2 separate regions of the Homo sapiens genome follow, and region 2 is linked to region 1. Evidence: chromatin loops called from intact Hi-C (ENCODE). Cell type or tissue: IMR-90. All regions are shown on one strand. Each heading gives the region's core, and the rest is flanking DNA. Links, peaks and the distances in the headings are about the cores only.

Region 1 (4,398 bases), core at 254-4,253:
GGGGTATCCAATCTTTTGGCTTCCCTGGGCCACATTGGAAGAAGAAGAATTGTCTTGGGCCACACACAGAATATACTAACACTTGCTGGGCATGGTGGCTCATGCCTGTAATCCCAGCACTTTGGGAGGCCAAGGCAGGTGGATCACATGAGGCCAGGAGTTCAAGAGCAGCCTGGGCAACATGGTGAAAACTTGTCTCTATTAAAAATACAAAAATTAGCCAGGCATGGTGGCACACGCCTGTAGTCCCAGCTACTCGGGAAGCTGAGGCAGGAGAATTGGTTGAGCCTGGGAGGTGGAGGTTGCAGGGAGCCAAGATCACACCACTGCACTGCAGCCTGGGTGACAGAGAGGGACTCCTTCTCATAAAAAAAAAATGCAAAAGACTCATAATGTGGTTTTGTTTGTTTTGAGACAGTTTTGAGACAATTGCCCAGGCGGAGTGCAGTGGCACAATCAGGGCTCACTGCAACTTCTGCCCTCCGCCTCCCAGGCTTAAGTGATTCTCCTGCCTCAACCTCCCGAGTAGCTGGGATTACAGGCACGTTACCACCATGCACTGCATTTTTAGTAGAGACGGGGTTTTGCCATATTGGTCAGGAGTTGGAACTCCTGACCTCAGGTGATCTGCCCACCTCGCCCTCCCAAAGTGCTAGGATTACAGGTGTGAGCCACCTCGCCGGGCCAAAATCTCATGAAGTTTTAAGATTACAAATTTGTGTGGGGCTGCATTCAAAGCCATCCCGGGCCGCATGTGGCCCACAGGCCATGGGTTGGACATGCTTGATTTATATCAAGAGGCAGGAAGCCCACATTCTAGTATTTCCTTTACACTTTCCACGTGATTTTGGAAAAATCACATAATCCCAACTACCTTGTCTTTAAAAATAGTAATCAATTGGCCAGAAGTGGTGGCTCACGCCTACAATCCCAGCACTTTGGGAGGCCGAGGTGGGTGGATCACTTGAGGTCAGGAGTTCGAGACCAGCCTGGCCAACATGGCGAAACCCTGTTTCTACTAAAAATACAAATATTAACCGGGTGTGGTGGTACGCACCTGTAGTCCCAGCTACTCGGGAGGCTGAGGCAGGAGAATCGCTTGAACCCAGAAGGGGAGTTTGCAGTGAGCTGAGATCATGCCACTGCACTCCAGTCTGGGTGAGAGAGCGAAGCTCTGTCTCAAAAAATAAAAAGAAAGTAAGTAAATAAATAAATACTAATCAATCAAGACCACCCATGCGTAAAGGTATGGACCATCACCTGCTTACTTTCTTTGGTGAATTATGAATTATGTGAATTTTTTCCAAATTCTAATATAAATACATCTGTACTTAGTAATGCAACAGAAGTGGTATAATTTTCTTTGTTTTCTTTAAAAAACCAAGTCTCACAAATTCAGAGTTCCATAATCCTCCGTAAAACAAGAATTTATTATAAATAGTACCATACCTGTGACAATGTTTATAAAGGGAGATGATCTTTTCCTTTGAGAACTATGTGCTTGACAAATTATCACCTTCTTATGACCTGAAATAAAAATCCTTGCCTTTCTTACCCCTGTATGTTCATCACACACACACACACACACACACACACACACACACACACACACACCTGCTCTGTTTCATACTGTAAGGCTTGCCCGGTCTACTGTGAAGTACCTGGGAGGGAAAAAAAAAAACAACTCTAGAAATGAAATGGAAATAGATATATTTTTACTCCATGACATTCTAGATCTGGGCCACAGCCTACTCTCCATGAAAGAAAGCCTCCTACAACAGCACTGCAAGGGTACCGCATGTCACTTAGAACAGTGACAGCACCACTAAGCGCCAGACATTGTGCTAGTGCTTTCCATATGCCATCTTTTTTTTTTTTTTTTTTGAGACAGAGTCTCACTTTGTCACCCAGGCCGCAGTGCAATGGCTCGATCTCAGCTCATGCAACCTCCTCCGCCTCCAGGGTTCAAGCGATTCTCCTGCCTCAGCCTCCTGGGTAGCTGGGATTATAGGCGTGCACCACCACGCTTGGTTAACTTTTGCATTTTTAGCAGAGACGGGGGTTCACCATGTTGGCCAGGCTGGTCTCAAACTCCTGACCTCAAGTGATCCACCTGCCTTGGCCTCACAAAGTGCTGGGATTACAGGCGTGAGCCAGCACGCCTGGTCTGCCATCTCTTTTAATCCTCCTAACAATCAAATGAGGTGGATACTATTATTACCAGCTTTTTATAGAAAATAATCTAAGGCAGAGAAAGCTTCCATTGCTTTTACAGTGAATAAATAAATAAGTGGTTGAGGCAGGAATTTTTTTTTTTTTTTGTGAGACAGGGTCTTTGTCACCCAGGCTGGAGTGCAGTGGCATGATCTCTGTTCCCTGCAACCACTACCTCCCGGGCTCAAGTGATCTTCCCACCTCAGCCTCCTGAGCAGCTGGGACGTCAGGCACGCACCCATACCCAGGCATGCCCAACTAATTTTTGTATTTTTTGTAGAGACCGGGTTTTGCTACATTGCACAGACTGGTCTCGAATTCCTGGGCTCAAGTGATCTTTCCACCTCAGCCTCCCAAAGTGCTGGAATTACAGCACCGTGCCTGGCCGAAGCAGGATTTTAAACTAGGCAGTCGGGTTGCAGAACCCTCATTCTTCACCACAATGCTTTACCGCCTCCTAGTGTTTATTTACTTTTGTAAAATTTTTTTTTGCAAGCCGGGCACAGTGGCTCACCCCTGTAATCCCAGCACTTTGGGAGGCCGAGGCGGGTGGATAACCTGAGGTCAGGAGTTCGAGCCTGGCCAACATGGTGAAACCCCGTCTCTACTAAAAATACAAAAAATTAGCCAGGCGTGTTGGCACGTGCGTGCCTGTAATCCCAGCTACTCAGGAGGCTGAGGCAGGAGAATTGGTTGAACCCAGGAGGTGGAGGTTGCAGTGAGCCAAGATTGTGCCATTGCACTCCACCCTGAGCAACAAGAGTGAAACTCCATCTCAAAAAAAAAAAAAAAGATATTTTTGCAGAGATGGTCTTGCCTCGTTGCCCAGGCTGATCTGAAACTCCTGGCCTCAAGGGATCCTTTTGCCTCAGTCTCCCAAAGTATCAGGATTACAGGCATGAGCCATTGCGTCTGATCTTAGAGGTTTTTGTTTTGTTTTGTTTTGTTTTGGAGATGGAGTTTCGCTCTTGTTGCCCAGGCTGGAGTGCAATGATGTGATCTCAGCTCACCACAAACTCCGCCTCCTGGGTTCAAGCAATTCTCCTGCCTCAGCCTCCCGAGTAGCTGGGACTACAGGGATGCACCACCATGCCTGGCTAATTTTGTATTTTTAGTAGAGACGCGGTTTCTCCATGTTGGTCAGGCTGGTCTCGAACTCCCGACCTCGGGTGATCCGCCCACCTTGGCCTCCCAAAGTGCTGGGATTACAGGCGTGAGTCACCATGCCCAGCAAGTGTTAGTGTATTCTATGTGCGGCCCAAGACAATTCTTCTTGTGCCCAGCCGCCTTAGTGGTTTTTTTGGTTTGGTTTCGTTTGGTTTGGTTTGAAATGCAGTTTAGCTCTTGTCACCCAGGCTGGAGTACAGTGGCACAATCTCGGTTCACTGCAACGTCTGCCTCCTGGGTTCAAGTGATTCTCCTGCCTCAGCCTCCCAAGTAGCTGGGATTACAGGCGCTCGCGACCATACCCAGCTAATTTTTGTATTTTTAGTAGAGACGGGATTTCACCATGTTGGCCAGCGCATTAGTGTTTTTCAAAACAGGCCTCAGATCACTAGCGTCAGGATCACCTGTGGTGCTGGTTAAAATGCAGCTTCCTTGGCTATCCCAGGTATACTGATTCAGAATCTTCAGCAAAAGTAATATGTAATTTATATAATTAAAAAGTACTTAAACGTCTTTTTTTTAATTTTTTATATATTTATTTTTTGAGACGGAGTCTAGCTCTGTCGCCCAGGCTGGAGTGCAGTGGCGCAATCTCGGCTCACTACAAGTTCCGCCTCCCAGGTTCACGCCATTCTCCTGCCTCAGCCTCCCGAGTAGCTGGGACTACAGGCCCCCGCTGCCACGCCCGGCTAATTTTTTTGTATTTTTGGTAGAGACGGGGTTTCACCGTGCTAGCCAGGATGGTCTCGATCTCCTGACCTCGTGATCCACCCACCTCAGCCTCCCAAAGTGCTGGGATTACAGGCGTGAGCCACCGCGCCTGGCCTTAAACGTCTTAAAATTATTTTTAATGAGATATTTATTTATTTATTTAGAGACAGAGTCTCACTCTGTTGCCAGGCTGGAGTGCAGTGGCGCAATCTCAGCTCACTGCAACCTCCACCTCCCGGGTTCAAGCGATTCTCCTGCGTCAGCCTCCAGAGTAGCTGGGCATGCACCACCACGCCCAGCTAATTT
Region 2 (4,398 bases), core at 140-4,139, 220 kb before region 1:
CTTAGAAGAGCTGGAGCTTGGGCTCACTGGTGCAGTGCTCCCTTGGAGTTGCACCTCTCTGGCCAACTGTATATGTACTCTTTATAGTCTTTCTCTGGTATATACTTAAGGAACATTTTAGAATGTTTACAAAGAAGGTCAGGCATAGTTAATAAAAAATGGCATGGTTTGAGTGGTATGTTAAGATATTTGAATGGTGATATACCAAAATAAATATTGCATCATGCACATTTGGCTTGCAGTTCATCATTTTTCTGCTCAATTGATTGACGATATGTTTATTACACAATGTGTCTGTGAGTGTCTTGTGCATAGAGATTGTATTAGTCCATTTTCACACTGCTGATAAAGACATAGCTGAGCCTGGGAAGAAAAAGAGATGTTTTTGTTTGTTTGTTTGAGATGGTGTCTCGCTCTGTTGCCCAGGCTGGAGTGCAGTGGTGCGATCTCGGCTCACTGCAACCTCCACCTCCCGGGTTCAAGCAGTTCTCCTGCCTCAGCCTCCTGATTAGCTGGGATTACAGGCACGTGCCACCATGCCCGGCTAATTTTTTGTATTTTTAGTAGAGATGGGGTTTCACTGTGTTAGCCAGGATGGTCTCAATCTCCTGACCTCATGATCCATCCACCTCGGCCTCCCAAAGTGCTGGGATTACAGGCGTGAGCCACTGCACCTGGCCAAAAAAGAGGTTTAATTGGACTTACAGTTCCACATGGCTGGGGAGCCCTCAGAATCATGGCGGGAGGTGAAAGGCACTTCTTACATGGTGGCGGCAAGAGAAAATGAGGAAGATGTAAAAGTGGAAACCCCTGATAAAACCATCAGATCTCGTGAGACTTATTCACTATCATGAGAACAGTATGGGGGAAACCTACCCTATGATTCAAATTATCTCCCACCAGTCCCCCCCCCAACAACATGTGGGACTTACAGGAGTACAATTCAAGATGAGATTTGGGGCCAGGCGTGGTGGCTCATGCCTGTAATTCCAGCACTTTGGGAAGCTGAGGCCGGTGGATCACCTGAGGTCAGGAGTTCGAGACCAGCCTGACTAACATGGAGTAACCCCATCTCTACTAAAAATACAAAATTAGCTGGGCACAGTGGCACATGCCTGTAATCCCAGCTACTCAGGAGGCTGAGGCAGGAGAATCTCTTGAACCTGGGGGGCGGAGTTTGCGGTGAGCCAAGATCTTGCCATTGTATTCCAGCCTGGGCAACAAGAGCAAAACTCTGCCTCAAAAAAAAAAAAAAAAAAAAGTGAGATTTGGGTGGGGACACAGAGCCAGACCATATCAGAGCTAGAATAAATGTTGAATTTGTTGAGGCTACCTGACATAGAGCATCATGTGATAGTTGTCGATTTTATATAAGTATGTAGTAAAAGGGGCTTGGTTTATTATATTTAAATTCCTTCATGACCTAGGTCAGTTTACAGGCTTGCACCATAATTGTGTATTGTGTTGGGGTGTGATATAAGGCACTAATCTGGACACCTTGAACGTGTGTATATCAGATGAATTTCCATCCCAAAATAACATAGTTGTATTTTTTAAATCCTTTTATTCTTTTTTCCCCCCCCTTTGTTATAGGTGAATGCATCCCGGCAGGGTATTGAAGATGCTGAAGAAACAGCAAATCAAACTTGTGGTGGGACAGATTCCACGGAAGGATTGTTTAATATGGTTAGCAGTTTATTAATGAAAGTGGAGATGAAGTTTATCATAATCAAAGGGTGGAAACAGCTAGTGCTGCTCATCTTTGTTAAGGCTTTAGATTGAAAGAATTAAAATAGTTTAGCAAACTTGAAAACGATTCCTTATATGAGTAATTTGCTGCCATGTCATTTAGCACTTAGCATAATTGGTCTATTTCCAAGGCTTTGAATTTGGGTTTGGTGAAGTATGTTTCACTTTTGTTGTTGTAACTTTCAGTGTTTGTTTTTGTAAGCCAGATGCTGTCTGTGAGGGCGTGGCTAATGGAAAAGCATAACTGTTTAATTTCTGCATTTTACCACTTGTACACTTTATAGCATTACTTCTTACGAGTAGCTGGGACCACAGATTACCATGCCTGGCTAATTTTTGTGTTTTTAGAAGAGGCGGGGTTTCACCATGTTGGCCAGACTGGTTGTGAACTCCTGACCGCAAGTGATCTGCCCGCCTCCTGCCCCGCAAAGCGTTGGGATTACAGGTGTGAACAACTGTGCCTGGCCCACGTTCCCTTCTCAGTACACTTGGAGAGAAAACAGATTGCTGCCTGCCAGCCCAGCTAGGTGCTCTGAAAATGTCATCCTGCCTTTGGTCACTAGGTGGTGGTCTTCCCTTAAGCCTTTCTCTATTAAAATCTCATATGGGGTAATTAACAGTATTTCCTTTATTCTTTCCAAGGGTTGAGTTGTAACTAGCCCAAACCAACTTATTAATCTAGAATTTTAAAAACTTTAGGCTTTGACTTTTCTTCTTCTTCTTCTTTTTTTTTTTGGTGGGGGAAAGAATATAGAAGGCTTTTCCTTCTCTGCAACGATTTTGTGGCTTCCTAGAGGTCAGGAGAGTGTTGGTCATGGGAAAGAAGGTTGAATTCAGTCTGCCCACATGGGCGTGCCTAGCTTTAGAACAGCGCTATTTAGGAGAAGTTGGAAGTTACACCCTTTGGTGAGAAGCTGTGTCTGTTTTTTTCCATGATTGGCATAATTAACTCAAATACCAGCTGTACATTAGTCCGTATTTCTGTTCATGGTTGAGTTCAGTGTGTCCAGAGACCGGAAGGTGCTTTGCACTCACAGGAGTGCCCATGTGGAGCTCCATGGGATGTGAATTATTGTTGGTCACTAGTTCTGGCTGACATTGGAATCACTTGAAGAGTTTTTATAATATGTGGATTCCAAAGCCCTGTCACAAACCTATTGAATTTGTACCTCCCAGGTTGAATTTTTTGTTGTTTTTTGTTTGTTTGTTTTTTGAGATGGAGTCTCACTCTGTCACCCAGGCTGGAGTGTAGTGGCATGATCTCAGCTCACTGCAACCTCTGCCTCCTGGGTTCAAGTGATTCTCCTGCCTCAACCTCCCAAGTAGCTGGGATTACAGGCACCTGCCACCACGCCTGGCTAATTTTTGTATTTTTAGTAGAGAGAGGGTTTCTCCATGTTGGCCAGTCTGGTCTCGAGCTCCTGACCTTGGGTGATCCACCCGCCTCGGCCTCCCAAAGTGCTGGGATTACATTTACAGGCGTGAGCCACTGTGCCTGGCCCTGGGTTGATTTTGATGCTTAGCTAGGTTTGGGATCCATTGGATTATTTAACACCCGAGGTGCCTTTTGTTTCTAATGATATTCTCTCAACGTGTTTTAAAAATGAAGCCCATGAGATAGTTATGAGATAGTAGAACTTTTCCCTACATTGGTGAAGTAAAAATCTTGGGATTTTGATAGTCAGATTATCTTAGGCATTAAAAAATATCACACCGATGCCCTCTCTTTTTATAGGGATTCGCAGAGGCATTTTTGGAACATCTTTGGAAAAACTTGCAGGATCCAAGTAATCCTGCCATCATCAGGCAGGCTGCTGGAAATTATATTGGAAGCTTTTTGGCAAGAGCTAAATTTATTTCTCTTATGTAAGTAGCCTAATTTGCCGAGTACTTTTTAATATCATGCTTTAAAAAGAGTATAGCATTGTCTCAAGTCAGAAATATCTCCCATATGTTTTTGGCATGTTTTTAAAGTGAATAAAATTCCTACTCTGTGCAAGATGTTTATATTTCTAAGTGGTGATTTTAGAATAAAGTGTCTCCTTTTTTATATATAAAACCCTGTATGTAAGGCTTTTGTCATCTCTTTTGTGTGGTTGCACTTAAAGATCCATTTGTTTTGTGGATAGAGGACAGTGTTGTATACTGTTTTGATTCTTTTTGTAGGTTTGTCATTTTTTTCATTTGCATTCCAAATCTATTGTATCTGTTAAAGCTGAAGAAAAACCCTTTTAAAGGTAATAGACCTATCTAGGAGGCCAGTTTCTTTCAGTGGCCCATGAAGATATCTTTGGACAAGGATGCTGTTGAAACCCTTCCCCAAGAACAAAATTATTCACCCATAGGACTTGACTGGATGCATCAGGGAATACTGAAGTCCACCAGACTGTCTTTCTCTTGAGACGTGTTGGTGAACATGTCCTATTTGGCCAATCACCCTAAGAGGGGTGCCTTTGAGATGGTTAGGAGAACCTGCTTTCCATCCCTTGGGACGTTCTTAGGGGCTCACCTGTTCCTAGAAGGTCAGAGCTACTCTGCCTTGTAATTGGAAGGTTGTCTTCCTACGCACCCATCCTTATCCTTCCTTTCTTTGCTTTTCCTCTGTACCCATGGGTATTATTTAAAGAAACCTATGAACTTACTTAGCAT

Evidence for each region. A loop is a pair of places that touch in the nucleus more often than their neighbours do. Peaks named below come from ENCODE experiments on the same cell type or tissue, not always from the same donor. Only the 100,000 strongest peaks of a DNase experiment are listed, where the experiment ranks them.
Region 2: it touches region 1 in a loop (14-fold over the local background); 2 of 110 quality-filtered maps call a loop at or near these places.

Annotation. Positions count from the first base shown.
Region 1 is chr16:21,582,439-21,586,836 of GRCh38, reverse strand. No RefSeq gene overlaps it. Among named protein-coding and RNA genes, the nearest start is that of METTL9, 15 kb to the left of the region's middle. In IMR-90, for the core only: a CTCF peak has its summit at 2,669 (motif pointing left); no DNase peak of the experiment used is centred there.
Region 2 is chr16:21,799,924-21,804,321 of GRCh38, reverse strand. It overlaps the pseudogene RRN3P1. Among named protein-coding and RNA genes, the nearest start is that of NPIPB4, 56 kb to the left of the region's middle. In IMR-90, for the core only: a CTCF peak has its summit at 2,308 (motif pointing right); no DNase peak of the experiment used is centred there.